7 separate regions of the Homo sapiens genome follow, and regions 2, 3, 4, 5, 6 and 7 are each linked to region 1. Evidence: chromatin contacts called from ENCODE Hi-C or POLR2A ChIA-PET data. All regions are on one chromosome and are shown on one strand. The core of a region is the stretch at or near the end of the contact, and the rest is flanking DNA. Distances in the headings are between cores, read along the strand shown.

The links. Hi-C counts contacts between places; a loop is a spot of excess contacts on that map. ChIA-PET counts read pairs that join two places held with the same protein, here RNA polymerase II (POLR2A). Pooled maps may share reads with other maps.
Region 2: a loop to region 1 is called in a pooled map, with 2.8 times the contacts of the local background. The contact joins two enhancer-like sites. A Hi-C loop is called at or near these places in 2 of 50 pooled maps. POLR2A ChIA-PET finds 5 or more read pairs at or near these places in 2 of 52 experiments (HepG2 and PC-3).
Region 3: a loop to region 1 is called in a map of natural killer cell, with 5 times the contacts of the local background. The contact joins two enhancer-like sites. A Hi-C loop is called at or near these places in 1 of 168 maps with a recorded cell type or tissue (natural killer cell), 2 of 37 single-sample maps with no recorded cell type and 10 of 50 pooled maps.
Region 4: a pooled map shows a loop between it and region 1 (11-fold over the local background). The contact joins two enhancer-like sites. A Hi-C loop is called at or near these places in 1 of 168 maps with a recorded cell type or tissue (naive thymus-derived CD4-positive, alpha-beta T cell), 8 of 37 single-sample maps with no recorded cell type and 13 of 50 pooled maps.
Region 5: a map of CD14-positive monocyte shows a loop between it and region 1 (4-fold over the local background). The contact joins two enhancer-like sites. A Hi-C loop is called at or near these places in 1 of 168 maps with a recorded cell type or tissue (CD14-positive monocyte), 1 of 37 single-sample maps with no recorded cell type and 6 of 50 pooled maps. POLR2A ChIA-PET finds 5 or more read pairs at or near these places in 1 of 52 experiments (T-cell).
Region 6: a map with no recorded cell type shows a loop between it and region 1 (11-fold over the local background). The contact joins two enhancer-like sites. A Hi-C loop is called at or near these places in 6 of 37 single-sample maps with no recorded cell type and 11 of 50 pooled maps. POLR2A ChIA-PET finds 5 or more read pairs at or near these places in 1 of 52 experiments (activated CD4-positive, alpha-beta T cell).
Region 7: a pooled map shows a loop between it and region 1 (2.8-fold over the local background). The contact joins two enhancer-like sites. A Hi-C loop is called at or near these places in 4 of 50 pooled maps. POLR2A ChIA-PET finds 5 or more read pairs at or near these places in 2 of 52 experiments (PC-9 and activated T-cell).

Annotation. Positions count from the first base shown.
Region 1 is chr11:34,648,523-34,652,724 of GRCh38, reverse strand. It overlaps EHF (ETS homologous factor), which reads right to left. Exons shown (of 9, transcript NM_012153.6): 4 at 3,644-3,706; 5 at 1,115-1,183; 6 at 920-988. Among named protein-coding and RNA genes, the nearest start is that of EHF, 30 kb to the right of the region's middle. RefSeq lists an enhancer at 1,832-2,081. Within about 2 kb of position 2,089, at least 10 of the 41 ENCODE cell types and tissues checked have a DNase peak (open chromatin) inside an H3K27ac peak, as active enhancers do; they include natural killer cell, where a contact is called at or near this core.
Region 2 is chr11:34,172,660-34,176,861 of GRCh38, reverse strand. It overlaps ABTB2 (ankyrin repeat and BTB domain containing 2), which reads left to right. Exons shown (of 17, transcript NM_145804.3): 4 at 3,555-3,707. Among named protein-coding and RNA genes, the nearest start is that of NAT10, 69 kb to the right of the region's middle. RefSeq lists enhancers at 1,436-2,356, 2,357-3,279. Within about 2 kb of position 1,946, at least 7 of the 41 ENCODE cell types and tissues checked have a DNase peak (open chromatin) inside an H3K27ac peak, as active enhancers do.
Region 3 is chr11:35,075,567-35,079,768 of GRCh38, reverse strand. No RefSeq gene overlaps it. Among named protein-coding and RNA genes, the nearest start is that of CD44-DT, 60 kb to the left of the region's middle. RefSeq lists an enhancer at 1,626-1,675. Within about 2 kb of position 1,933, at least 12 of the 41 ENCODE cell types and tissues checked have a DNase peak (open chromatin) inside an H3K27ac peak, as active enhancers do; they include natural killer cell, where a contact is called at or near this core.
Region 4 is chr11:34,231,913-34,236,114 of GRCh38, reverse strand. All of the region lies in intron 1 of ABTB2 (ankyrin repeat and BTB domain containing 2), which reads left to right. Among named protein-coding and RNA genes, the nearest start is that of ABTB2, 120 kb to the left of the region's middle. RefSeq lists enhancers at 1,584-1,913, 1,590-2,114. Within about 2 kb of position 1,919, at least 13 of the 41 ENCODE cell types and tissues checked have a DNase peak (open chromatin) inside an H3K27ac peak, as active enhancers do.
Region 5 is chr11:35,034,196-35,038,397 of GRCh38, reverse strand. The region is part of intron 2 of LOC105376626 (a long non-coding RNA gene); the gene reads left to right. Among named protein-coding and RNA genes, the nearest start is that of MIR1343, 94 kb to the right of the region's middle. RefSeq lists an enhancer at 1,920-1,989. Within about 2 kb of position 2,362, at least 5 of the 41 ENCODE cell types and tissues checked have a DNase peak (open chromatin) inside an H3K27ac peak, as active enhancers do.
Region 6 is chr11:35,004,593-35,008,794 of GRCh38, reverse strand. LOC105376626 (a long non-coding RNA gene) reads left to right here. Exons shown (of 4, transcript XR_001748180.2): 4 at 1-1,092. Among named protein-coding and RNA genes, the nearest start is that of MIR1343, 65 kb to the right of the region's middle. Within about 2 kb of position 1,839, at least 8 of the 41 ENCODE cell types and tissues checked have a DNase peak (open chromatin) inside an H3K27ac peak, as active enhancers do.
Region 7 is chr11:34,986,091-34,990,292 of GRCh38, reverse strand. All of the region lies in intron 9 of PDHX (pyruvate dehydrogenase complex component X), which reads right to left. Among named protein-coding and RNA genes, the nearest start is that of MIR1343, 46 kb to the right of the region's middle. Within about 2 kb of position 2,497, at least 4 of the 41 ENCODE cell types and tissues checked have a DNase peak (open chromatin) inside an H3K27ac peak, as active enhancers do.

The sequences.
Region 1 (4,202 bases), core at 840-3,339:
GTTGCAGACTAATTTCTTTCACAAAGACCCAATTAAATCCCATTTCTGAAGTTGCTCCAAATTTAATTCCAGGAGAGAGGCACTATCACTTGTGACTGATGTCTAAGTGCCATTTCATAGACCCAAAGAGATCCACAAGTTCATACTCAGATCACGGGAAACCATAAGATCCTCTTTCAACCATTTCCCACACTGTACACGCCAATGCACCTATTTGTAGGTGGGGGTGGTAATCTGAAATCCCCTCTCCCAGACTCCCAACATCCCAAACTTCTCACCCAGTGTAACCTTGGTTAAGGAGCATGGATAGCCCCAGTTGCATCCAAGCTTAACCAAATGCAGCTAAAGTGAACGTAACTCATAAAATGCAGGTGCTCTGACTGATTAGAGAGCACTGATGAGTCATCGGAATTAGACTTAAAAACTGACAAAATAGTGTAACTGTGGGGATTCTGGAAGTTTCCAATGGCTACCCCTTCACCCAGAAACTATCACTACAGGTTCACGGACCTTTGAATTTTACTATGAGGTATTCTTTCTCTAAAGCCAAATGTAGTTTGTTGAAAATTAAATATAGCCTTATTTCCCATAAGTATACCCAAATATGAATAATTTTAGCAGCTATATTGCAAGAGTAAGTTTTCATTGAAAATAAAGAAAAGCCTAAACAACTTTTATTGTCACAACAGAGTGACTAGTTTCGTAGGAGACCAACATTTTGCCTAGAGGATCCCTACGGGTCATCTTCGATGTACAAATATTGCCTCAAAAGCAAACCTCGTCTAATGGTAACCCCATCCCTTTCCTAGCCCTTTAATTAGAAAGACTCCAGAAAGGCAGAAATGTAGAGTGTTGGTAATTCCCACTGATTCTCCCTAAGCATTAGGCATACCCAGCCTCAGATGTGATGACAGCTTACCAACAGGAAGGTGACTGGTGGTTGTCATGGAGATCTGAGCCCGGCAGAAAGTTTTGCTGTCCAACAAATCTGTGGCCATGAAAAGATAAAGGACATTTAGAGCACCCCCTCCCCCCACCTCACAATAGAACACTGTGGCTCTTAGACAAACTGAATAAGAATGTAAAGGGCCTTAAGTGTCAGGGAGTTAGTTACCTACTGTGCTACCATAGTTGGTGTCATATAAATAGTTCTCGTCTTTCCAGGTGTTCATGATGGAAGGCTCTACAAAAAATAGAGAAGGAGAATAGTCAGCGATCTCTTTTCCCCAGGGAGAAGAGGCTGCGTTTTCTAATTCATTGTTCATCAACAAAGTATGGGGGGTGAGGAGTGGTCCTCAGAGACAAGGGATATGATTCTGCTTCAGCTGCGTTACTTTATAATAATGTTGTCTAATTTTCCTTTCAGCATCCTCGGGGAAATGGCCTCATCCATGTGTTCTGTACCTATTGCATTTTTAGGGAAGTGAGAGAAGTTGCAAGAATGGGAACCTGTCCTAGACCAAGTGGTTCCTGGGAATTTTCCTAACCTGGCTTGGCTTTGTTCTGCATTCTACTGCATAATCACCAGAATATTTTTACCCTAGAGTGTGGTGGGGGGGAAGGCCTTGTTAGGGATTAATTTATTTAAATGTATAATAAATAATTAATGAGGCCTTGGGGGGTTAATGATATTTCTTTCAGGAAGAGTCTTGTCAATCTTATCACAGTTTCTTCCTTGCTGAAATCCAGAGATTTGTCATCCAAGTTGGGTGACAGCCCCCTCCCTCTAGGATTTTTCCAATTAGCTTAAAGGATGACATAAAATTCTCAAAACAAAACCAAGGAGAAGGGGTGGACTGTGTTACTAAATCAAACAAACACCTTTTAAGAGTGAAGCCCCACTGCCCCATCGCAGAAAAGAAGTGCTCTTGTACTCTGTCTCTCTTTCTCTTTCTTCTGTGTGCTGCGGTAAACACCTCTCACTTTGACTGACTCTTCAGATTTCAGATTCAAAGGGAACTCCCCTCCACCTACCCCAAATGGAGCTCAACTCCTACGCAACCCCCAGATCTGGGCTGGTCTCCAACAGAAGCATTTTGTTTCTTGGCTAGCCAAAAGCTGTAAGATCTCTCACCTCGTCCTCACCAGAAACTTCCTGCTTTCTCCTCACCGCAGACCTAGGTTACCCTCAGCTCCCCTCCTTGCTGGGTTCTGAGTTTTAGGGCCGGGGTGTAAGCCACTGACTGAGTTTCATTTTGTTTTTATAGCACAAATGATACAAAACCTGACTTACTGGCTAAGTCCTCGTGTTTACGACATAGGGATTTAGCCGGTATTTTAGCTAATAGCTACATGTTTGGACACCCCAAGCCCAATCTCTTGGGGTTACACCCTCTCTCCTTGTTGGGTCACCTTGTACACCTGTTGTTGTCTCTGAAAACAAACTGAACCAAAGAGGTATGGGGGTGTTGGCCCCTCTATGAGCTTCTTCTCCCCTCCTCCTAGGGTGGACCTTCTTCTCCACCCTTCCACTCAGCTTTTCTGAACTGGCAACACAAGAATGTCTGGATGGTCAAGAAGGAATTATCAAGTTATTTGGGACCTCTCCAGTATTACCCTGGCTCCTTCGGTGGGGCTATCTGACAGGTCAAGCAGGGGAGGGGGTGCCATCCTCCTGACCAAGTCCTGCATCCATCTCTAGGGCAAGGCCAGGCCTGTAAAGCACAGAACATCCAGATGGCCCATCCCCTGGCCTCTGAAGAGAAAGGCAGGGCTAGCAAAGCCTAATTTGCATGCTTAGCAGCTATTGCTTTTTTCTTTAATAATGGTAGGCCAGCCCACTTATGAAAGGGTAAATAACTGCATGGGCCAATTTTGGCCCCAAGTGACTCACAAATCACCTGCAGGTCAAATTCTGTCCTTGGTGACTGGGACACATCCTCAGGGAGGTCTATGGAAAGCTTGGTTGGCCCACGTGGCTCCCAGGCTCCCAGGCATGAACATGGGGAGTGACTTAGGAGCAATAGTTGCTGCACAGTTTTATGATGGCTCATGGACTTTGGAGGACAGTCTCCAGGAGAGAGATTTAGGACAGGGGAAAGGAAACGAAAATGAATGTAGATGCTATGGGACTGTAGACTCTGCTCAGAGCCCAGCATTTTGTCCTTCATATAAAAACACACCTAAGGCAGGAGCTGGGTTGCAGGTACCTTTGTACATCTCTGCAGAAGCTCCCCAGGGCCCCTAAAAATTTGTTAACTACAATACCAAGTTAGTATATTCACCCTTTTTGTGAAACACACACCCATCAAGGGAGGAGGGAGAGAAGAGGAGACATTGCCCCTTCCTCTTCTCTTTCCAAACTTGGCCACTCCCCTGACACTTTTTAAGGTGGGGAGGCCCACCATATATTCTGCTTTTCCTTGGCTGCTGGCCTGAGGTCTGGATGATGCCACAACCAGGAGTAGGAGGCAGAGAAGTGTGGCTCCCCATAAGTCTATAAATTGGAAATAGGTGGCAGTCACTGGTCGCAAGGGCAAGAATGAGATTCATGGTGGGGGTGGCCCATCAGAGACAGCCAGGGAAAAGGCCTCCCTGTGTTTCCTGCAAAAACTTGCCCCCACATTCTCTCTTGCCCTCTCCCAACTGTCCTCCCCGGAGCTTTGCCAGGCTAGGTTGGCTCCCTTTGTCCACTACTACTCACCAGTTTGTTCAGTCTTGACAATGACATTGTGTGTGGACTGGAACAGGTCACTACTGCACTGGCCTGTGAAGGACAGATTGGGATAGTCAGAGAGGGCCCAGATGGAGCCAGAACTGGATGCTTAAATAAGGACAGAACTGGCATCTTTGCAGAGCTTCTGCCATCCTACTGCCTGGTCACCTATGTTTGTTTATGGGAGGTGGTTTCTCTGTCAGCCTCTACAAACTCAAGCCTGCAGTCTCTGACCCCAGAAAATTGGGAATCTAAGGCACTACCTTAGAAGCAATTATTTGATGTGGTATAGTAAAGGCATTCAGTATGGTGGAAATAGAACTTCAGAAGCCCAGTTTTTCAACTACTAGCTATGAGGAAGGTGTGTGCACTTTACCTTTCTGGGTCTCAGTTTCCCCATCTGTAACAAGATTAAACTAGATAAGGTCACTAGATGACTTCTAAGGTGCTTTCCCATACTAAGATATGATATGAAAATGAAAATGTAGGGAAAAACCTTTTTAACTAGCTTGATTCTTCTTTGATTTAAAATCTAATCAATGCCATC
Region 2 (4,202 bases), core at 697-3,196, 480 kb after region 1:
TAGACTACACAAGATCCCCCCATAGAATCTCAGCTTCCTACTCTAATGAGTCAACACTAGGCTCTTGAAAATTATACACCATTCTTTTCTGGGCAGAAACATGACTTGGTCCATAACTGAAAACCTGGGTACACTATAGTAAGTTACTGATGTTCATCCATACTTTTTGTCACTCAGCAAAACTTTCTACTAATAATTTTGTTTGTTTGTTTGTTTTCTTGAGACACGGTCTCTCTTTGTCTCCCAGGCTGCAGGGGAGTGGTGCGATCATAGCTTACTGTAGCCTCCAGCTCTTGGGCTCAACCTGTCTTCCTGCCTCAGCCTCCCAAGTAGCTGGGACTACAGGCGTGTGCCAGCAGGCCTGGCTTCAGTGAACATTTATTGAGGACCTGCCATGTCAGGCCCCAGGCTGGTCATATTTCAGAGAATACAGAGATGAGGAAGTCATTGTTCCCGTGCTTAGAAGGAACAGTCTGGTTAGGAAGACAACATGCATTCATGGCTATTGCTGTAAAGGAAAGTTTTCAGTGATCTCAGAGCAGGAAGATATTTCTTTCTCTTTTTTTTTTTTTTTTTTTTTTTGAGACGGAGTCTCACTCTGTCACCCTGGCTGGAGTGCAGTGGCATGATCTCGGCTCATTGCGATCTCTGCCTCCCAGGTTTAAGCGATACTTATGCCTCAGCCTCCTGAGTAGCCGGAACTACAGGTGAGTACCACCACGCCCGGCTAACTTTTGTATTTTTAGTAGAGACGGGGTTTCACCATATTGGGCAGGCTGGTCTCGAACTCCTGACCTTGTGATCCACCTGCCTCAGCCTACCAAAGTGCTGGGATTACAGGCGTGAGCCACCGCACCCAGCCCCCCTTTTTTTTGGGGGGGTGGGGAGAGAGAATCTGGGAAGGCTTCTGAAGCAGGTGGCATTGGAATGGAGTCTTGAAGGATAAATAGGATCTAGACAAGCAGGGGTGAGAGCTGTTCGTTCTCATGCATAGATGGGAGCAGGCAGGGTGGGCCTGAGGTCCATGAGTGCTGGTGGTGTGTCCTGGTAACAGGGGTGAGTCACGGCAGGAGATAGGGTGAGGTGAGGTTCTGGGAGTCCTTGAGGGCCAGAGATAGTGAGGCTTTACTGGCCTGTGGCCCTCCCCTTCATACAGATTGGTATGCTCAGTGGACCAGTTAAGTGGTTCAAACCCAGGAATATTGGAAATGACAGAACCAGAACATCAGAATACCTTCCCAAAGGAAAGACCTTTAAGATCACTTCTGATTACAGAAAATCCCTAACTTATGATGGTGCAACTTACAATTTTTCAGCTTTACAGTGGTGTGAAAGCGATATGCATTTAGTAGAAACTACTTCGAGTACCCACACAACAATTCTGTTTCACTTTCATACAGTATTCAGTAAGTTACACTGATGTTCAACATTATTATAAAACAGGTTTTGGCTTATATAATCTTGCCTAACTGTAGGCTAATGTAGGTGTTCTGAGCATGTTTAAGGTAGGCTATTCAGTAGGTGAGGTGTATTCAATGCGTTTTCGCTTAGGATATTTTCAACTTACTATGGGTTTATTGGTATGTAACCCCATCCTAAGTCAAGGAGCATTTATATTTGTTTGCCACTTTTTAAAATAAAAGCATTCTTTGCCCTCAAGGAGAGAAGAAACTTTTAGAACTCTGGAGATGACCCGAGCTTTTGGAGACCTGAGATAGGGGTTCCGAGGGCAGCCCAGGCTGACTCCCTGGAGGTGGCTTACTTCCTAGCCAAGGAGAGAGAATGGACATCTTTTCCCTGGCGGGAGCACTTAGCTGCATGTCAAGGGGAGAGACCACAGTGACCGCACAGGCGGGACGCTCCAAGAGCCCCGAGGGAGTTGGGGTGGCTGGAGGCCTGGCCGCCTGCCCCTGGCTGCCTGCCCGCTCCCTGGCTTAATTTGTAAGGAAGGACAAGAGTGGCATCGGGAAGGGCTGGGAACAGGCAGGAGCCGGGAGGCTGACTTTTGGGCTGTCATCAGAGAGAACAGCATGAGTGAGGGACAGGGCTCCAGGGCTGCCTTGTTCCTGTGATGGAGCAGGGAAAGAGCTCCGTCCATTCTGGGCAGAGCAGGTGGGTGTCCCACGAAGTCATGAAGCCACAGGCTGCCATCCGGGCCCCTCGGTGGCGGGGAGGTCTGTTGGACGGCGAAGTGGTCTCCTGAGGGGGCTCCAACACGGAGCCTTGCCAGAGCTGGCAGAGGACAGAAACGCGTCCCCGCCCCCCAGCTGAATCTGAGCCGCTCGCCGAGGGCAGGGGCGGGCGCGGCCTGAGCCGCAGTCAGGGCCCAGCACAGGCTGTGCACATGGCGTCCCCTGGTGGCACAGAGCGGGCCTCATGAGCGGCGCCCCGGGAGTTTGCAGCTCTAAGCCTGCCGCCGCCTTTCCCTGCTTTTGTGGGCTCTTAGTGATACTCGGACCCGCTAGGACCATTCCTCCCTGTGGGACTTGAAGCCGCTACTCTTTTTCTTTCTTTTTTTTTTTTTTTTTTTTTTTTTTGAGACGGAGTCTCGCCCTGTCGCCCAGGCTGGAGGGCAGTGGCGCGATCTCAGCTCACTGCAAGCTCCGCCTCCCGGGTTCACGCCATTCTCCTGCCTCAGCCTCCAGAGTAGCTGGGACTACAGGCGCCCGCCACCAAGCCCGGCTTATTTTTTGTATTTTTTAACAGAGACTGTGTTAGCCGGGATGATCTCGATCTCCTGACCTCGTGATCCACCCACCTTGGCCGCCCAAAGTGCTGAGGTTACAGGCGTGAGCCACCGAGCCCGGCCGAGGCCACTACTCTTTTCTGAGCACCAAACTGGGGGCAACCTGGCCTGGCACACGAAGTGGTGTCAGCCCACCTCAGTCTAGGTGCCAGATGAGGAAGGAGTGGTCATTAATGTTGTACAACAGCCTAATATGCATCATCCCATTTGGCCTCATGACAGCCTCCATAAGGAGGTATCACACGTGTGCTACAGATGGAGAACCAGACTCGAGTGTGCTTGTCGGAGGGGATGGTGACCTGACCCTGCTGGTGGCAGCCCTGGGTTTGGACCTGGGTCTGTGAGACTCTTAGCTGTGCAGCCTCTCCCCTCTGCATAGAAGAACACTTGGCGACCCTGACTGAACTCTTTGGAGGGGGAAAGGTCCCCAATTCCACACACTGGGGAACTGCTCCTTCCCTGGGCCACCTGAGGGCCCTCAGGTTCTGCTAATGGCCCATGATGGAAATTCCTTCTGTGCATTGCAGGTAGTCGGGGTCTCTGTGAGCAGAAAGAGCAGGTCCCTTGCAAGGGGTGATCAGCCTTGGTTGCCACTTGTGAGCATGTGTGTGCTTAAGGGGTCCCCTGCTGCCCTTCAGGGAGCACTCTCTCTAGGCCTGACCCTCTGCTGCCCAGCAGGGAGCCCCCCACCCTAGGACTGACCCTCTCTCTGCTGCCCCACAAGAAGCACCCTCCCAGGCCTGACCCTCTCTCTGCTGCCCTGCAGGGACCCCACCCCAGGCCTGACCCTCTCTCTGCTGCCCCACAGGCCCTTCATGCTGCTGCCGCCCCTCATGGAGTGGATGCGCGTGGCCATCACCTACGCAGAGCACCGCCGCAGCCTCACCGTGGACAGCGGCGACATCCGGCAGGCAGCCCGGCTGCTGCTGCCTGGTCTGGACTGTGAACCTCGGCAGCTCAAGTATGAACCAGGGAGGAGGGAGGGCCCCGGCATCCATGACCTGCCCCCAGCGGCTCCCCTCTGCTCGCTTCTTCCCCAGATGGCTGGGCGGGGGTCAGAGAGCAGGGGCTGCAGCACATTTGAGCTGTTCTAAGGGTGTCCTCTGCAAAGGCCAAGCCTGAGTATGGGAACAGATCTATTGTAGACTTTGGCTGCTGTCTGGAAACGTCTCCTGCAGCTGCTGGTCTGCTACACAGAGGAGACACACATTGGGACTGGGGCAGGAGAGCCCACACATCTAACTCTTTGGGATACTTGGGGACTGAGGGGCAGAAGTGGGCCCGTTCTTTCCTCTGTTCCTGTAATTGACACCACATGGAGCCCTTCCTGGGTGCAGGTGCTGTGAGCCCTTCCTCTTTATGTGCATTATCTTAGTCCTCATGACAAGTGCAGGGAAGAGGCAATCATGCCCATCTTACAGATGAAGAAGCTGAGGGTCAGAGGGGAACAGTAGCT
Region 3 (4,202 bases), core at 684-3,183, 430 kb before region 1:
TGTGACTATGCATGTGGGAATCAGGTCCTATGCTAGTTCCCCTGAGGTGATCCTGGTTTAGGCCCTCCATTGGCATGCAATGGCATTCATAGCTGTGGAACACTGACAATGTCATTGTCCCTAGAAATCAAAGTCCTTGATCTCAGTGGCTTCCACTTCCCAACCTCAGGCCTCTACATTTTCAGCAATCTCCCTTGAATTTCCCTGACCTTTACCGGGGCCTGTAGAAACATAGGGAAACATCACATTGCTGTCTATGAAGGTTCCTCTGTCTGCTAATGCTGCACTATCTCATTCAAGCCATGTTAGACATGGTGCCAAGACAAATACGAGGCTTCTCCTAGGTGCTTTCAGCCTCCTCCAGGCCATGTGTGGGAAAGTATGTCACTTGCCCAATGTTCTTAGGTTCCTAATACCTTTCTAAATGCTTCTATAGCCCGCCCCCAACAAGGCTTGACCCCAAGGAAGAGTGGAGGCAAGACCCTAATATTTGAAGGTCACACTCTGCCTCTATTTCTTTCTCATTCACAATCTCTCTTGGGCAGGAAGGACTGAACTTAACCTTTTGTCCCCTTCCTTTCTGGTAAGAACTTTCCCCATAAAATTTATTTTCTTTTGTTAAAATGGCACCCATTCTGCCTGCTTCCTTGAAGCCATGATAGTGTGTCAGATGTGCTCTCAGGGAAGTGGCCAAGAAGGCAGAATTAGGAAAGCAAGAGGTTTCTTGGGTGTGTTAGTTCTGGCTGCTGTAACAAAGTATCACAGACTGGGTGGCTGAAACAACAGAAGTTTATTTTTCACAGTTCTGGAGGTGGAAGTCTAAGATCAGGGTGCCAACATGGTTGGGTTATGGTCAGGGCCCTCTTCTGGGTTGCAGATTCCAACTTCTCATTGTATCCTCCCATGGTGGAAAGAGTGAGAGAGCTCTCTGGGGTTCTTTTTTATAAAGGCACTGATCCCATTCACGAGGGCTGTACACTCATGACCTAATTGTCACCCAAAGTCCCCACCTGCTCATACCATCACCTTGGAGGTTAGGATTTCCACATATGAATTTTAGGGGACACAATCATTGAATCAATTGCATTGGGAAATGAAGACAAAATGGGGAGGAAACAGGATTGGACTGCATGAGCCTCAGAGCTCAGTGCAGACCTGACAAAGTTTTGGCTCACTTCATGGGCATTTCGAAAACAAATATTGCTCATTTGAGGAGCCCCATGTTGAAAGAAATGGCCAAGCCATAGCAACCCCTCTGTGCTCAGCCCTTCTCTGGGGGCTGCCCAAGAAGAGGATGGCCTGAGCTTCAAAGATGAGACAATGCTAAGGTGCAAACAGCTGGGGGCTGCAAACTAACTGCACTCCTTGCAGCTGAACAGCAAGTTCTTTCTCAGAGGGAGATCCTCATGGGTGCCTCCAATACTGTCACAGTGGTGGAAAGGTCACTAGAGAATGATTGGTAGGGAAGAATAATGAAAATCCCATCAGTTTAATGTTTTGTAAGTGTTTTTTACATATTGCCCAAGCTTCTAAAGTCATCACTGAGCATAATCTTTGCCCACATCCTCTTCACTGCAGGTGAGGTTTATCCACTGTGACCACAGCATACAGCAAGTTACACAGATTTGACTTCTCTTGAACCTTTCCCAAGAACATCTTCACAGAATATAGTGCTGGGGTGATGCCTGAAAACTGTGAGCGTGGTTCTCACAGAGTCTTCTGCTTTTTATCTCAGAGATTTCCATGAAACCCAAAAATCTCCATTTTAATTTAATGTTTGGAACCAGGAAGTGCCCAGCAGTTAATCTAAACCTGTTTTTACCACGACAGCATTCTGTGTACTGCCCGGGAAATGTCAATGGTTTGTTGATACCAAATTAATGATGCATATCTCTAGCAAAGAAATCTCCAGTGAGTCAGAAACCAATCGTCAAACTGTCCGTCCACCAGGTTTCCTTCCTGTGAGTCACTTTAAGAAGGTTGACTTCTTCTTTCTCTGTTTCCAGCCTTTCTCTGGTTTAATCAATGAGAGTTAAAGCCATATGATAATTCTTGGAAGTATTGACAGATGTGACTGGTCCTCCCTCCTGGACAAGCCTTGAAATGGAAGTGATAGAGAGGAGATAAAAGGAGGTGGGAAAGGAAGTATGTAGACAGAGGGAGAAACAAAAAGGACCAGAGGTCTAGAAATTTCTTACTGCCCCAGAAGTTAAAACATTGTTTTGTTAATCATAATTTATCACAAAGGTGGCCAGTTTCCGGGGAATTGTGTTGCCAGACAAAATGCGGGACTCTCACTGAAATTAGAATTTCAAATAATAAATAATTTTAGTATAATTATGTCCAATGCAATATTTCAGACAAACTTACATTAAATTTTTTTCTTTGTGTATCTGAAATTCAAATTTAACTAGGTGTTCTGTATTTTTATTTGCTAAATCTGACAACCATATCTGGGAGATATTTTAATTTCCATTGCATTCCTTTTGTTGATGAGTGTGATGAGCTACTATATTGAACAGGAAGTAGAGAGGATAGCGCCATCCTCTTATTGTCTAGCAGAAAGATCCAGGTTATTTGGACTTAATAGTTCCTTACTCCCGGGGCAGTCTCTGCCTTCCCAGCCCCACTCAGCACTGAGCATTTCAAACTGACCATTGGCTGAAACCCATCAGCCAATCATTGAAACTGGACTTGCTGTCCTTGCTTTGGAATTGTCTATATCTATTATAAGGTGCGCTTGGATTTCACAAGCCTAATGAGCCTCATTCTTGCCTTAATCCTCCCCATGTTTGTCCAATCAATAGGAGAGATCTTTTGCTTTGGTTTCTGCCTACACCTGGGGTCTTGGACTCTAGACTATTCAGATACGGTCTTGACATCCTGCCTAAACCTTGCCATTTCCTTCTTTTCAGTGGTTTCCCTCAGTCCATGATAAACATATCACTTGGAAACACAATACTGCCTCCAAGCCTCACCATCTTCTAGGACAGAGGTTGCCAAACATTTTCTGCAAAGGGCTAGATAGAGTATATTTTTGGCTTTGCAAACCCTGCAGTATCTGTCACAACTCCTCAATTCTGTCATTGTAACATGTGAACAGACATGTGCTTCTGTACAGCATTATTTATCAACAAGTAAAGCTGTGACAGGTCACGGGCTATGTTTGGCCCAAAGGCCAAAGTTTGTTAACCTCTGTTCTAGAAGAGCCTGGGATCTTGCCTTTCTTGCCAAAAAGTTTCCACTTAGTTATAGATGCTGGCCTATTAGCTCAAGGAGCCACGTATTGTTTACTTAATGTGATGCTGATGGCCTCTCTATGACTCCATCAGAGACCAGTCCTATTTTACAGCCTTGGCACCCTCATCTTGGGCTTGGCAGTTCCAAGCTTTCTTCTCTTCCCTCTACCAGCTTCTGAGGTCCCTGCATGACTTGCTGATGAGCACACTCAATAAGCCAACTTCTACTTGTTTCCACACTATAGCTAGGATCCACTACCCCCTTTATTTCCACAAATGCTACCTTACTTTGAGACTTAGTTGCCAATGCTTTGGACTGACTCTGTCTCATCTTTGTACTTCTACCTGAGAAATCTTCAACTGCTCATCACTGCTGATATGATTTCCTTTGCATAATAAGTCCATGAAACTACCCACCAGTGCTGAGAATGGTTTGCCTTATAATAGCTATGGATTTAAAGAAAAACCCTTCTCTCTCAAATGATTAAAAATACCTTGCAGTAGGACAAAAAACCAAACAATGCATGTTCTCACTCATAGATGGGAATTGAACAATGAGAACACCTGGACACAGGAAGGAGAATATCACACACCAGGGCCTGTTGTGGGGTGGGGGGAGGGGGGAGGGATAGCATTAGGAGATATACCTGATGTAAATGATGAGTTAATGGGTGCAGCACATCAACATGGCACATGTATACATATGTAACAAACCTGCATGTTGTGCACATGTACCCTAGAACTTAAAGTATAATAAAAAAATATATATATATATATATATACTTTGCCGTAACCAGGCAAAGGCAGCTAGTACACGGCTATAGGGATACATGTAAAGCACTTTAGCATGAAGAAAAATCAACATTATGAATTGTATTAATGTTGTTCTTAAAAGTAATTCTATGACCTTAGAACAACATTGCAATGGTGTGAAAATGCAAAGCAGATTTTATAAACAACCAA
Region 4 (4,202 bases), core at 670-3,169, 420 kb after region 1:
GACTTCCCACCTGGCCTTTACCCTTCTCTTCCTTGCAGGGGTGTACCCACCAGCCTGCACCCGATGTCCACGATGTCTGTCCACCCCAGAACCCAGCAGCATCTCTCCCCGTCTGGCGCTCAGCCTGCTTCTGAGTGTGGGCAGCAGGGAAGCTAGGCGCTGTGCTTGCCCAGACCACACAGCTGTCTCTGTTTAGGGCTTTGCTGCCTGAAAGTTTGTTTCAAGGAGGAACAGGCTCTGCTCTGCCTTCTCAGCTTGGTCTCCTTACCTGGGGCACAAAGAGTGTTCACTTAGCTAGCGCTGACCTCCTGCAGCTAATTAATGCCTCTAGCATGGATCAGAAAAAGCTCTGCAAAGTGCAATTAGCGATGGATCACTTGTTGCTACTTCATAGGAGTGGTGTCAGCAGTATTCATGGCTTGTGGCTTAAAAGCCAGAAGGAGATCCCCAATCAGGTCCTGGATGGCTCTGATAGGCAAATCCTCTTAGGAAGGTGGGATCACAGGCACCAATTCCTTTTGACCTCCCCCGCTCCCCTTCCTGTGGGGCTTATTGAACAGAGGCTAATTCATTCAGTATTGGAGATGTAGCAGTTTATTGTGGGGTTCAAGATCCTTGTCATCTCTGAGGATAACAGAGAGAGCCCTTTTATTGAACTCTTGCTATGTGTCAGGCATTGGGTTTAGTGCTTTATGCGATATGTTCATAACCACTACAGAGAAGAAACCATATCCGCTTTACAGATGAAGAAACTGAGGTCTAGAGGTTAAGTACTTACCCCGGGTCATGGTCAGATATTTGGCTGATGGCATTCATTTCTTTTCTAGAAATGTCTTGAGCATCTATGTGGCTGACATTTTTCAGGCAATCCCTGCTATGCAGAGCTTGCATTTTAGAGGGAGTAGGGGCACCAGATACTGAGCAAGTAAGCAAATTAATAAACACAATAATCTCGGCCGGGCACGGTGGCTCACGCCTGTAATCCCAGCACTTTGGGTGGCTAAGGCAGGCGGATCACAAGGTCAGGAGATCGAGACCATCCTGGCTAACACGGTGAAACCCCATCTCTACTAAAAATACAAAAAAAAAATTAGCCAGGCGCCGTGGCGGGCGCCTATAGTCCTAGCTACTTGGGAGGCTGAGGCAGGAGAATGGCGTGAACCCAGGAGGCAGAGCTTGCAGTGAGCCAAGATAGCGCCACTGCACTCCAGCCTGGGCGAAGGAGCGAGACTCTGTCTCAAAAATAAATAAATAAATAAATAAAATAAACACAATAATCTCTGTATAAGTGCTTCAGGGAAACTAAAAGGGCCCTCTTCTGTGGCAGAACTGGGATTCCCAGTCTCTGAGGTTAAGCAGGAGCAGGTAGCATTACCCTGTAAGCTGGGAGTCGCAATAGGCAATTAGTTACCTGACTGTCCCAGGGCTTGGCACTGCCTGGTAGCCCTGCCTTTTCATAAGGAAAAGATTCCGCACAAAGCACTTTACCTAGGTTTTGTGAGAGGCGGAGCCAGAGCTGGCATCCGAGGTGTTCTCACAATGCTGGACTTTGAGGCACAGGAGAGAATTGCATTTCTCCTCTGAGCAGTGGAACCAGCCCTGGTGCCTCCCTTGCCCAGCCTCACCCTGGGACCCTGGGTGTGAGTAGTTAGTCTTGTTATCAGTGAGAGTAACCCAGGAATCTCCCTGATGGGGAAATCCCAGGTAATTTACTGTGTCTCTGATATTCCGGTTACAGCCTCTGCTCTAGAAAGGCCAGGGAGGGGAGAATCTAAAAGTTCTCCATTTCTCGCTTGAGATGGCATCCCCCCATGCTTTCCTTAGGCCTCCTTGAGTAAGGTGTCTGCAAATAGCTTCTCAGCATGACTTCACCCGGAAGCTCATCTGAGTGACTCACAGCCTGCTTTAGGCACCTCCTCCAGGGAGACGCTCTTACCCTTGCCCCCACCCCAACAGGGGAGGGGAGGGGAGAAGGGAAACCCCCTAACTGAGCCACGGAGAAGGCCTTGCCAGAGCACTGTGGAAAATACCTGCAGCCCAGCTTGGCCCTGCTTCAGGTGCCCTGGGATGTATGGTTTCTCTAGTCTTCTGAGAGGGATCAAGCTGACAATTCAAATTTGAGGGAGCGATGACCCTGGAAACTGTGTAGGTCTTAAAAAGAAATATATATCCAAACACACTGACCTGAAAAGATGTCCACAAAATACAGGATTCAGCATTAGGTGAAAAATAATTTCATTATGTTCCTGTTTCTCAAATTCGGTTTGTGATTTTAAAAAATTGATAGGTTAGTACATGTATTTGTACATGTACTATTTGTACTAAAAGCCTATTTGAAGAAAAATTATAATATATTAATAATAGTTATCTCTGGGAGGTAGTATTAAAAGAAACTTTATTCATTATTCCTTTCTGATTTTTAAAAAATAATCATAATTACCTTTATAATAAAAAAAAAAAAGGTGGGCCAGGTACAGTGGTTCATGCCTATAATCCCAGCACTTTGCAAGGCCAAGGCAGATTGCTTGAGCCCAGGATTTCAAGACCAGCCTGAGCAACATGGTGAGACCTTGTCTCTACAAAACATTTTTAGAAACTTAGCTGGGTGTGGTGGTGTACCCCTGTGGTCCCAGCTAATTGGGAGGCTGAGGCAGGAGGATTGCTTGAGCCCAGGAGTTTAACGCTGCAGTGACCTGGGAGGCGGAGGCTGCAGTGAGCCAAGGTCACACCACTGCACTTCAGCCTGGGCAACAAGGAGGCTCTGTCTCAAAAAAAAAAAAAGCTGCAGTGAGCCATGATCATGCCATTTCCCTTCTGCCTGGGTAATAGAGCAAGACCCTGTCTCAAAAAGAAAGGGTTGTTTTTTTGTTTTGCTTTGTCTTCAAAAAAATAAAAAGAAAAATCCTCATGCACCAAGCCCAGGTGTCCTAATTGTGTCCTCATTATTAAATGCCTAACTTCCCGTGGTGGACTGTTAGCAGGAAGCGACTGGGATGGACTTAACATTCACTTAGCAAACAGCTACCTCCCTAGCCACTGGAGGACCAAACCACTATGACAGGGTGTCTCCCTTCAGTGGCTCCCAGCATGATGGAGGGGGTAGTATATGTTTTGCGGGGCATTTGGGGTTTTGGGGGGAGGTTAGGGGGTTTTTTGAGACAGAGTCTCCTTCTGTCACCCAGGCTGGAGTGCAGTGGTGTGATTATGGCTCACTGCAGCCCTGACCTCACAGGCTCAAGAGATCCTCCCACCTCAGCTTCCCAAGAAGCTGGGACCATTACGCCTGGCTAATTTTATTTATTATTATGTATTTTTTTTTAAGAGACAGAGTCCCACTATGTTGCCCAAACTGGTCTCAGTGATCCTCCCACCTTGGTCTCCCAAAGTTCTGAGATTACAAGTGGGAGCCACCATGCCCCCTGACCAACCACCACCCTGCACCCAAGGCCAAGGGCTCGATAAATACTTTGCAAACAAATGGATATGTAAATGAGTAGATACTAAGTGGTCTGTGAGAGAAGGCTACAGATTGTGGTGGGGCTTCAGAAGGTCTCGAGAGGTCCCTTGCTGGGGATTAGGTTAGGCCTCGTGATGGTGCTTCTGGGATATTCCTTTTCTCTAGGATTTAAATGTCTCATTTAAGAACAATTTTTTTTTTTTTTTTTGAGACAGAGTCTCCCTCTATTGCCCAGGCTGGAGTGCAGTGGCGCGATCTCAGCTCACTGCAGCCTCCGCTTCCCAGGTTCAAGTGCTTCTCATGCCTCTGCCTCCCAAGTAGCTGGCGCTACAGGCGTGCACCACTATGCCCTGCTAATTTTTTGTATTTTTAGTAGAGATGGGGTTTCACCATGTTGGCCAGGCTGGTCTTGAACTCCTGACCTCAAATGATCCACCCACCTAGGCCTCCCCAAGTGCTGGGATTACAGGCATGAGCCACCACTCCCAGCATAAGAACAATTTTAGATTTACATGAAAGTCGCAAGAGTATTACAGAAAGTTTCCAGATACCCCACACCGTTTCCCCTATTAACATTATTAACTAAAGTTCATACTTCTTTAGGATTTCCTTAGTTTTTACCTAATGTCCTTTTTCTGTCTCAGGAACCCATGCCATATTTAGTTGTTATATGTCCTTAGATTCTTCTTGGCTGTGACAAGACTTTCTTTGTTCTTGGTGAGCTTGACAGTTTAGAGGAGAGCTG
Region 5 (4,202 bases), core at 1,113-3,612, 390 kb before region 1:
ATTCCAGGGCACTTAGTCAAATAGCACCATAAAAACAAAAGGTATTATGTACCATTATTTCCAACTTACGTTCACTACACGGGCAGGAAACTCAAAGACAAGACAAACTTTCTCTGAAGAAAGATTTTATTCATCACTCAATTAATATGATTTGTATAGTCCTGTAGACCTGACAATAAACAGTCACCAATGCCCACAATTCCTCCTATCTCCTTGAAGAGCATTGGTCATACAAGCACCTCTCCAACCTTTTTTTTTTTCCCTAAAACCAGTTACTTACGTACACCATTGAGACTTTCTAGGGTTCCATTTAGAAGAGTCCTGAGAAGGAGTAATTCATCTCACCCACATGGTATGATCTAGATTCTTTAAACACAAGCAACAGAAATCAACTCTAGATTAACTGAAGCAGGAAATAAATCTATTGGAAGAATTCAGAGAAGTTCACAGAATAGACAGGAAGGCAGGAGAGCGAGGCTTGGAAAAATGCAAGAGCTGAGCTGCTCTAGGGAGTTAGGGAATAGCAAACACGATCAAGATCGTGTGTTAAGAAGAACATGTCTAAAACATGTTGAGGATGCTGCCAGTGCCACAGCCATTATCTCCTGCTGCTGTCACCACCATTACTGATGTGCCACTATTGCTGCAATGATCCTATTTCCATGTATACCTGCAGCCTTGTGTCACATTGAAAAGATTCCAAGTCCTACATATCCAAGTATCTGATTGGCTAAGCACAGGTCACTAACCAACACTGCCAGAATTCAGGAGAAGAGACAAGTTTCCTCTTCCCAACTTCTATACCAGGAAATAGGGCACTGGGTTTTACCAACACAAAACACAATAGGGTAGGAAAATCTCCCCACATAGAAGGAGTAGAATGGTGGACAGCCAAAAATAGAAAGGGGAGGGAACATCCATCACATATTTCAGTTTTGTCCAAAAAAGTCAAACCTGTAGTTCATTCCTTAGACAACTGTATCCAAATCCTATTCCTTTTTGCTCAAAGGATCCAGTTTTGATCTGTAGAGTCTATCCTTCTCACATGATTTGGTTTTCTTTGGCAAATTCTGTCACATTAAATACATTGTTTGTGGTCACATCTATTTATTCCCTGATAAATAGGAATATGTGTCTATTTCTTCCAAGAAAGATTTGAGGTGGCTCACAAATTTTAATATTCTGAAAAATGAAAACAGATTGTAGCAATGGGAAATGCCCTTGTACTCTGTGTGATGGCTGCTTCTCAGTGTTTCTAGGATAGAGGAGCCCAACAAAGAGGATGGAAGTTGCCTGGGCTTTTGTATTCTCTTGGTGGTCAAAGGGGCGTGCTGTGCTGATGGGTAAGCCTTTAGGCAATGAGCTGTTGGGTTGGTTGGGTCTACAGATATTGGGAATAGCCAATGTGTGTTCAGGAGAAGCAAGAACTATGCTAGTAAAGGGGTCTACAGTCAAGCTAGGGGTTGGCAAGATGACTAAGGGGGAACCACAAATGGACAGGCTGGAGGAGGAACCCAAGCAGGCTGGCTGGTGGTTGATAAGTCATGGCTGAAACCAAAGAAACTAAAGGGTGAACTGAGGTCAGAGGACAAGGCTGGGATTTCACCTAGAATATACGACTTTTGCTGACAATCGCTTCTGCCAAGTGCTGCCTCTTAGAAAGGCAGCTGGAAGTCATCCTTCCAAGGCTTGACAGAACCCAGAACACCCAGAATGGCAGCTGTGAATCTTCCCTACGTATTCCTCTTTAACCAGAAAAAAACAATCAAATGCTGTTTTGAAATGGACCTTCCAGACATGGAAGTGTGATCAAAAGAGACCTGGCTTTTGTCTGAATCCAGTTTTCTTTTCTTTCTTTTTTTTCCTGTCTTTTTTTATTTCAGACATCAGTGTTACTTGTCAATAAATCCAGCTTTTCTATCAACTAGTTGTGTGACACTGGGCAAGTCAGATTTCTCACGGCCTCAATTTCCTTCTATAAAATGAGAAGGTTGGGCTAAATATTGCCTAAAGACTCTTTGAGCTTTAGAAATGACTAGACCACTTCTAGTTGCACACGTGTTCATGCACATACGCATGCAGACACAAACACATCAGGGTGATTCTAGAATTATCTCCAGGGAGAAAGTCACAGAACATGATTCTTGCTGTGCATCTCCTTTTCCCCTGAAGCTGGTTCTGGGAGACAGGAACTTCCTCAAAAACCACAGCTGTTGAAATGGCCCCAAGGGAGTTATACTTAATTCCTGTTTCCTCACATCCTGAATGTGAAGCCTAGAAGAACTGATAATGGGGTTAGTTCCGCCATATTGCAACCACCAACTGAAAGGGGGAAAACCATGCTACCCAGTGACTTACTCAGTAGTGGATAACTGTAGCCAGAAATAACAAGTCTGGCCAGTTCATAGCTCAAGAATGCATAGTGGCAGCCCAACAAGGATTTCCCTTTTTCCAAGACAAACCATGTCAGCTCTGATTAAACTCCTGATTATGGCTAAATCCCTCTCCTTTACTCATATTATTCTTCCCAAGATTGCGTTCCATCATCAGGTGTTGATTTGGGAAATCTTTGAAATTATTCAACCACTCTAAGTGACATGCAATTAGCAGCCTCTTCAATGAGTGATTTACTGCCTTTATGCACCAGGCACTGTGCAAATTGTCAGAGACCCCACAGTGAACAAGCCCTGTGGGACTTACAGTCTAATATGGTAGATGGAAAACATGCAAATGGGCACAAATGCATATATAAATACAATGAAGAGTATGAAAAAGGAAACCGGGTACTGGGTATGATGGAGAATAATGGGGTGAGGGCAGGTGGGAACTTACTTGCATTGGGTGATCCGAGAAAGTCTCTCCATGAAGGTGATGTTAAAGCTGAGATCTGAAGAATGATAAGGAGCCAGTTTTGTGACATGCAGGATGGGGTAGAAGTAGTATGTAGAATGTGTGTGTGTGTGTGTGTGTGTGTGTGCACGCACTCATGCACGCACACATGCACATTGAGGAGAAGGAGAAGAGACAGATTTTCTGCCACAGGGAAGAACAAGTTGGTAGAAAGCTCAACTGACTCCAGAGCTGAAAGAACTCCCATATGGGTTAAGCAAAAAGGAAGATACTATAAGATGAGACTGAGTTTGGCAGAGGCCAGATCACACAAAGCCTTTGTAAAAATCGGTATTTTCCCTACATTTTTAATAAATCTGATAGGAAAGTATTAAGGCATTTTAGATAGATAGAGGAATAACATAATCTTATTTCCATTTGCTGCTTGCTTTGTGGACAATTAAAAAAAAGAAATAAAAGTGGAAGCAAGAGGACAGGTAAGAGATTAGTGTAGTTCAGGCAAAAGTTAATGACGTCTCAGACTAGGTTAGTTATTCTCAGTTCCTAGGGGACACTTGGCAATGTCTGGAGATGTTTTGATGATCACAGATGCTACCAACATCAGCTAGGTAGAGGCCAGGGATACTGCTAAATATCCTAAAATACACACACCAAATAACTATCCAGCCCAAAGTGTCAACAGTGCCAAGGTCAAAAAACTCTGGACTCAGCGATGGCAGGAGAAATGGAAAGAAGCAATTGAATTCAAGATACACTGCGAGGCTGAAAGGACCAGGAATTCTGAATAGATTACATGCGAAAGTAAAGGAAACAAAGAACCTGAAGATGGCTTTCAGATTTCTGTCTAAAGTAACATCTCATAAGATTATATTGGAAGGATATATAAAACAATTTCTGTCTAGTAGATAGATTTTAGTTCTCAATCTACTGCTTATCAATTGTAGGTTGCAAGATACAAAACTATGTATTTATACCTCCATTTTCCCATCTATAAAATGGGGATGACAATGAATCTACTTCAAAGTATGTGATAAGTATCTATTATCCAATCACGTAAAGTGCTTCAAATAGGCCTGGAATGTAGCATATCACTTACTTTTGTTGTTCTTTACTATTGTTATTATTAGAGTGAGGATGTCATTACAGCTATCAAGGTTGGATACATGAATTTGAGAGTGGTCAGATGGCATTTAAATCTTTGAGATGAGTGTATAGACAGAGGAGACAAATTGTCCGGCACTGAACCTTGGGTACTCTACTGTTAGGATACTGAGGTAATGAGAAGAAACAGCCTAGGGGACTGAGCAGGATTAGACAGTTAGGTGAGAGAAAAGTCAACAGAAGAAAGCATT
Region 6 (4,202 bases), core at 590-3,089, 360 kb before region 1:
GGTTGATGTGGATACAGCAAAGGACATAATTAAAGAGTCATGGCCAGATCATGAAGGATTTTGTTCCTCGGGCTAAGAAATTTTAGCTTTACCTTAAAGTAGAGGAGCTACCAATTCCGAGCTACAGCGAGGAATCGTAATATAGCATTGTATCATGTATGAAAGGACAAAATTCATGCTACTTTCCTAAAAGTAAGATTCTGTGTCCCCGTTTGCTTCATCTAATATTGCTTCTTGGCCCCAGCAATAGCACACAGAGCACCGGAAAACTAGTTCAGGCTTATCACCAATTCCTGAAGCCAGTCTACCTCTCCAGGACACTTAGAGCCATGACCTTCTCCAAGCTCTCCAAGATCGCTGTGCTTGTTGCATATTCTGGTCTGCAGAAGGTGAAAGGGTACTAATCATCCTAGAAGCCTTCCTGGAACAGGATCTCTTTGCCTAGGGTCATAAAATGAGGGATCCAGATGGTACAGGGAAGTGTAAATGGCAGTTGGAGATGGGACAACAGTAAGTGCAGAGGCAGAGACACAGGTCAGCAGACCCCACATGTGACATGTCAAGTACAGGGAGTAGGGGAAGAGGTGGGAGACATGGTACAAGAAGTCAAAAGATCCACTGGTTCCCTGTATTCCATGAAAACGTTACTGTACAGAATATTACACATTTCCAAGTTGGAGACACTAAAATACAAAGGTACAAATTGTCTAAGCGCAGATATGAGGCAGTGGCAAATTAATAAAACAAATCACATGCCTGTTTCTAACCTGTTTACCATGGCCAAGAAGAGTCTGTGAAATCAAGTTAGACATTCTGTCTTTGAAATCATGCATTCACAGAACTTATGGAAGCTTTCAAGTGGAAATGTCTTTACTCTTTAAAAAAAAAAAAAAAGCTCAAGTAATGCCCTAATCATCTCTTATTATTGTTTGTATCTGCAGGATTTGGAAACTGCTCAGGAAAACAACTGGATTCCTAATAATCCCTGAACAATTCTTTTTTTTTTTCTTTTCCTGTGGACATTAGCCTTTTAATTTTTCCACAAGGAATTCTGGGCCAATTTAACTAATAAATAATAACAGAATTTTCTAAGTGCATGGTACTTTTGCTTTATCTGATTTCATGGCTTTCCTGTTCCATGACAACCCACTGTCTTTTCCCTCACATGTATGTTTTATGATGGTTTTTTCAGGCATTTGAAAAAGCTTTAACACTTTCACTCAAGCTAAGACACCTCAATTTTCATTAGTGACTTTATTGTCCAGGAGGTGTTACAGAGACTACCAAATAGTTTCAAAATTACTTGCTCAGTCACGATGCCCACAGTTGACTCTCAGCCTAGCAAAAGAGAAGAAAAGAAGTTCTTGTGTTTACTGTCCTGAACATACCCTTATGCTAGTATGCAATCTCCTCAGGTCCCCTCAATTAGGGTCACATTTCCGTTTTACAGTGATAATGCAAGAGACTCTGGGTACTGTTCAATGAATATAGGTTTAATGTAATATATGTATTTCTGCAAATATATATATATATATAAATGAGGATTTTGTAAGCACCATTTAAAATTACCTGAGGGGCATTTTCTAAGTAACTGTGAGTCTTTTTGTAAAGCAAAAGCCCTTTTAAAAAATAACATCATTCCTTATTTCATGTGTTCTAAGTTCAGGTTTTCATGGACTAATTTCAAAAAATGATGGAGGCCACCATTCTTTTTCATTTGTTGAGTAAGCTTTACACCAACACAAGAGGCCATCACGCTTTGCCCTTAAGCTTTACTTAACAACGATATTTGAGCATGTGGGCTACTGAGACAGAAAAGTTCCCCCATGAGTCAGCAGCCAGCCCCAGCAAAAGATTTCATGGTCCCAACTAACTAGCCCACAGCCTTTCATATTCAGTTCTGCTTTCTCAGTGGTCTCTAGGAGTCTAATTTCTGGTTAGGAACTGAGAAATTGGGTTGATTTCCACTTCCGTAGGATAGCAAGATATCCGCAGGATGTCAAGGGGGCTGGGCCAGTACCCCAAGTTAGCAGTAGTGAAAAAAGTGGCTGAGCCCCAGGATCTAGAGCACATGAACTCTTTCCCACCTCAAACCCCCATTCCACCCTCTACCCCATGAGGTCCCAAAGGAGATGAGCAGAGAACAAGACCTGGCAAAGAGAGGTTGTTAATGGAGCTCCGACCTCAAACCCTGATGTCTCACCTTAGACTCATTTCCAGGAGTGGGGCCCTGGGTTTCATATTTTAAAAAGCATGGCATATTGGCGTATGTCTCCCCCGACCCCCACCACCACTGCCATTGGAATGCCTAAGGCCAGTGGTGTGCTGAAGCTGGCTTGTACCAGCTCGTGAGAGCTGATTGTTAAACTTTTAAGAACTTTGCAAGCTGATTATTAAACACAGCTATTACTGAAAGCTAAATTATATAAGCTTAGGATTCAATAAATTATACCGGAAGCAAAGATAATAAATACCCAAAGCTCACCACTTCCTATTCATTTACTATTATCTATGTTCTTGAGGTTTTTACCTCTATTGTATCTTTAATGGTGGAAATACTATGTAATAATGGAGAGCTATGCATCTCTTCCTAATTCTACACTCAGTAACATTACATTGGAAGCTTGAAATCAGAGCATTTATACCACCGAAATCAGCAAATACTACAAATCAGGGATTGATTTATTGTGGATTGTCTCTAGACTTAAGAAAATAATAGAGAAAAATGTAAATAATGCAGATTAAACTTAAAAATGTCATGTTTGTAGTTGGTACACTATGAATAGCACAAAATTTGAGAAAATATTCCAGTATTTGAAAATTATCTGATTCAGTAGAGAAAGTACTCTCTTCATGGACAAACATGTAAACTTCTGTGTCACTGTTGTTTTAACTTTTATCTTATTCTTTTGTGTAAAGGAAAATGTCAACCAACATTTAGGTCAGTAACCTACTTATTCATCAACTGCAATCATAGTTTGGCTGCAAATAAAAGCGTTCTATAAAATCAGGTAAAGCATTCCGTGATAACATACAATAAGGAGTATTGTATGTTCTATAGTTCTTAGTAAGTCATATATTTTACTCCTTGTAAATCAGTAAAATTTATAACAGACTTATAATTGGTTATATATCCATATGCATTTCTTCTCCAAAGAGCTGGTTGTTAAACATTTACCGGCACACCACTGCTTAAGCCAAGAACAGAAACAGGTTAAACAGCCTCCTGGGCTTCTATCCCATAGGTTCACACCCTTATCTCAGCCCTTTAGTTTACCATTCTCCTGTCAAGAAGAAAACAAAGAATAGAAACCTTTGTACAATTAAATCAAAAGGAAAAGAAATATTCCCTAAGATCTAAGGCAGATAATTTAATCTGCCTAATCCAGCCCTTCCTAAGAAGGCTGCCTCTCAAGTAGGAATGGCTTGAGGCTGATGTGACCACACCTGCCATGTGGAAAAGCTGAGAGCAATAATAACAGATGGCAGACTTGGCACTGTAGCCTAATAAATATTCTCCCTTTTAATGAGTCCACATCAGATGGCTCCTTGGGGGCAATGGGGGAGAAGCAGGGAACAAAAGCAGTTTCTCTTGCTTCCTGGTCGGATCTCGTACATGTTTGGGGGTACATAACAAAAGATCAGTGAGCATTTCTGCCTTCCACCAAATGGAGTACACATGAACATCACAGCTTTGCGTACAATTACTTTAAAATCATCAATACTTGTATTTGAAAACATCTTTGTAGACTTGGAACCAACCCAAATGCCCATCAATAATAGACTGGATAAAGAAAATGTGGCACATATACACCATGGAATACTTTGCAGCCACAAAAAAGGATGAGTTCATGTCCTTTGCAGGGACTTGGATGAAGCTGGAAACCAGCATTCTCAGCAAACTAACACAGGAACAGAAAACCAAATACGGCATGTTCTCACTCATAAGTGGGAGTTGAACAATGAGAACACATGAACGCAGGGAGGGGAACATCACACACCAGGGCCTGTTGGGGGGTGGGGGGCTAGGGGAGGGATAGCATTAGGAGAAATACCTAATGTAGATGACAGGTTGATGGGTGTGGCAAACCAACATGGCAAGTGTATACATATGTAACAAACCTGAACGTTCTGCACGTGTATCCCAGAACTTAAAGTATAATAAAACAACAAGAACAACAAAAAAGAAAATCTTTGTAAAG
Region 7 (4,202 bases), core at 1,248-3,747, 340 kb before region 1:
CTGAAAGAATAAAAAATGACCACTAAATATTTCTACAATACATCGAATGCCTTGCTATTCATTAAAAAAATTTACTGGGTACTTATAAGGTAAACTATGCCTCTGCCTTTTAATACTGTTATAAGTAATGAAGAATTAAGAATAACACAGGATCCAAGGTGTGTCACTACATTACTTTATTCAAGGAATACCAACTTGAACTTGGCTGGGGTATGCCTACAGCCCCCACAGTGGCATCCTTGGGATTACAGAGGGTCAAGAAGTAAATGCGTAGTACAGATATTCTTAACTTGGGGTTCATGGATGAATCTGCAGAGAGCCACAAACTCTTGAAAAATTAATTTCAATGAAACAAGTTTTACTGAAATTTGTTTTAAAATAAATTCACCAAGCAACTACTGTATCCCAAGCACTCTTCTAGAATTAGATAAATGGCAATGGACAGTGAACATCAGACAGTAGGGAACACAGAAGGGTGAACAAATAAATAAACAAGGTAATTTCAAAGACTAATAAACCATATGAAGACAATAAAACAGGGTAATGAGATAAAGAGTGTTAGGAAACTATTTCAGCTACAGAAGCTGCAGAAGGCCTAAGAAATTAGCAACTGAACTGAGAAACCAATGATGAAAAAAAGCCAGCCAAGTGACGATCAGAGGGAAGTGTGTACTGGATAGTATGTCTCTTAGTGAGAATCCAGAGCTCAACCTGTCCATGATCCCACAGTCTTTTCAAAAAGACTACTCCTGCCTCACCAGGTAGAGAGCCTTGGTTTCTTTGCTGCAGGTTCTCTTATCCACTGCCTACTTGCTAAGACCACAACCTCACATTCCTCGGGGAATCTTCACTGCTTCTTTGGCAGAGTACTCTCCCGTTTGACTCAGGTCTCTTCTTTCTTAACCCTTTTTTTCTCCCAGTTGCATACAGTAGTCCCCCCTTATCTGCAGGGGATACTTCAAAGACCCACAGTAGGTGCCTGAAATGGCAGATAGTACTGAACTCTATACATGCAGTCATGTGCCGCATAAGGACACTTAAGACAAAGACATAAATATATGACAGTGGTCCCATAAGATTAAAATGGAGCTGAAAAATTCCTATCACACAAATACGTACCATTGTATCACTATTTCCTTATACTATTCAGTACAGTAATAGGCTGTACTGCAGGTTTGTACCATACAAAGCCTAGGCGTGTAGCAGGCTATCCCATCTAGGTTTGTGTAAGCACACTCTATGGTGTTCACACAATGACAAAATCGCCTAACCATGCATTTCTCAGAATGTATCCCTGCTGTGATGCATGACTGTACTATTTTTTCCTACTCATACACAATTATGATAAAGTTTAATTTAAAAATTAAGCATGGTAAGAGATTAACAATAACTAATAATAAAACAGAACAATTATAACTCTAAAAATCATGTGAATGTGGTCTCTCTCAAAATAGCTTGTACAGTACTCATCTATTTTCAACTGTGGTTGACCACGGGTAACTGAAACCACACAAAGTGAAACCTTGGATAAGAGAGAACTCCAATATTTCAAATTCCAAACCAAAAGATTGGTCTTACAGACACAGAAAACCAATGATTGTACTCCTTTTCTTCTACCTGGTGAATCAACTAATTATGGTGCATTTGGTATAACTGTTGAGTCCTTAGCTATTCTTCTTGTTAATTTCTGAAAATCCAGGAGCTGCTTCTCAAGTTTCTTTTTTTTTTTTTTTTGACAGAAAACATTACTGATTCTAGAAGGCTGATAACCTGACCTCTATAGTCATACAGTAGTTATGTAACTAGTATGTGGGAAGCAGCAAAGCTGAGTGGTTGGGAGGAGGCTCTAGTCTACAGTCTGATTGGGTTCAGATGCTGGCTACATCACTTAATAAGATTTGGGGCAAATTATTTAACCTCTCTTTTTTCCCATCAGTTGCTTCATCAACCATATCAAATTATTATCTTGTACTTGATAGGGTGGTTTTAAAGAGGATTAATATATATAAAAGGCTTACAGCAAAAACTGGTACAAAGTATGCCCGCTGCTATTATTGTTAGAGTTGTTAAAACATTAAGCAGTACAAATACTTCTAGAACTTGCATGTCTTTAAACAAGAGGATTACAAATACTATATTCATATATGAATTAGTTTTTTCTCTCTGGTCGGAGCAGATTTTACCCTGGAATTAAAATCATTCTAAATTTTATCTGTTTAAATACATAAACATTCTACTTTTTAAATAAGCCATAGTACAAAGCTTGATGTAGAAATACTGACGAGACTCAAACTGTATAAAATGGCACTACTATTCCATAAATGTAACATTTACTGTCTACCCTTTTTGGGGGATGCGGTAAAATATAACCACATTAAAGCACAGGACAGAAAATGCATTTATTACCAAAGGTGACTCACTACTATACGTGGACACTCAGGCAGATGCTGTTTTTTGCACAGTAAAGCTGAATTCAATATAATCTTGCTTAACTTGGAATTGAGTCAAAATCTATATTGGACGTGAAGAACACACACACACATACACACACACACACACACACTCAGGGTTTCTACTTGGTGCATACTTATTTTTAATGCCTATTCATCCACAGCAGCTAAATGAACATATCTCTATAGAGCCTATCTAAAATATTTAGTTTTTAAGCCACCGTTTAAACAATCCAACATTTAAGTTTTTAAGATAATCATGCTTACAAGATAAACCACTTCAACAAAAAACTAATTTTGCAGGAGCTCAGATCTCTCTCTCTTACACATACACACACACACATAAACTTTCTTTCTCTTTTGCTCTCTCTCTCTCCTGTAAACTACAGAACTATTATGTTAAATAGGCCATGCAAGGTGCCTGTTTCTCATGAGAGGCCTCAGTGTGCTTCAATGTCCCCTTATTTTTTCCGAGTACAACCAAAGGTGATTATATTCATCAGGTTGTTATGCTCTGTACCATGTGACACACTGGCCTGGCATGACAGACCTGCCCAGCAAGAGTACTTCATACAAGAAAGTACTACTTGAGGACCAAACCAAACCCTCCTTTCTGGTAACTTTGCGGGAGAAAAAGACAAAGGGGAGGTAAAGAAGTGAATGATTAGACAGGAAAAAAGAAAGGTAAACAGTAAAAGCAAGGAGAGAGGTGGTATAATAGAAAGCTCATTAAGCAGTGGCTCTAGAATCAAACTGCCTGGGTTAACTAGTCCTCATTGCCACTGCTTTCTAGCTGTATTGCCTTGGGCAAATTTATCAAAGTTGCTAAAACTGAATCTCCTCAATTTCATGGAGAAGTTAAGGTTCCAATTGTACTGGGTTAATAGGATTAAATGAAGCACTTAGCCCAGTGCCTGGCATAGCGTAAGAACAAGAGTGAAGAGAGCAGGGTGGGAAAGAGAAGCAGGTAGAATGAGAAGCTAACGGGCAGCCATAGCTCAGCAAACCCTGAGTCCCTGTTGGGGGTTACAGGAAATGCCCAAGGCCCGCCAGAGACCACTACACTCCAAAGTGGTATGACTGCCCTTCCCATTGCTGTGAGGCCCAACTGAGAGGCTGGTGAGACTGCGTTCTTACCTCTTAAACTTAGAGTCTTCAGGATGCAAGGAATAGAGAAAGCTAACATAACTACTTACGACTTATGTATTATAGCAGTAAATTTGGTAAATTGCTCAGAATCAAGGAAATCTTCCTATAATGGTTAATTTTTAAAATTTAATGTATATAAAAATAAGGAAATTCTAGCTCTACAATAAAGTTCCATAACATTATAATAGTACTTTATATTTTACAGGTTGTTTCAACACTTAATCTCATTTAACCTTCACAAAAACACAGACACAAATATTCTCATTGTCGCTGAAAACCCTTGATAAACACAAGGAACATACTATATCTCAGTAAACCAATCTCTATTACTTTGACTTTTGAACTGACCAAATAAACGCTACCTTTCTTTTTTTTTTTTTTTTTTTGAGATACAGTGTCTTGCTCTGTCATCCAGGCTGCAGTGCAAATGGCACAATCTCAGCTCACTGCAACCTCTGCCTCCCAGGTTCAAGCAATTCTCATGCCTCCGTCACGCGAATAGTTCAGATAATAGGTGTGTGCCACCATGCCCAGCTAATTTTTGTATTTTTAGTAGAAATGGGGTTTCGCCATGTTGGCCAGGCTGGTCTCAAATTCCTGACC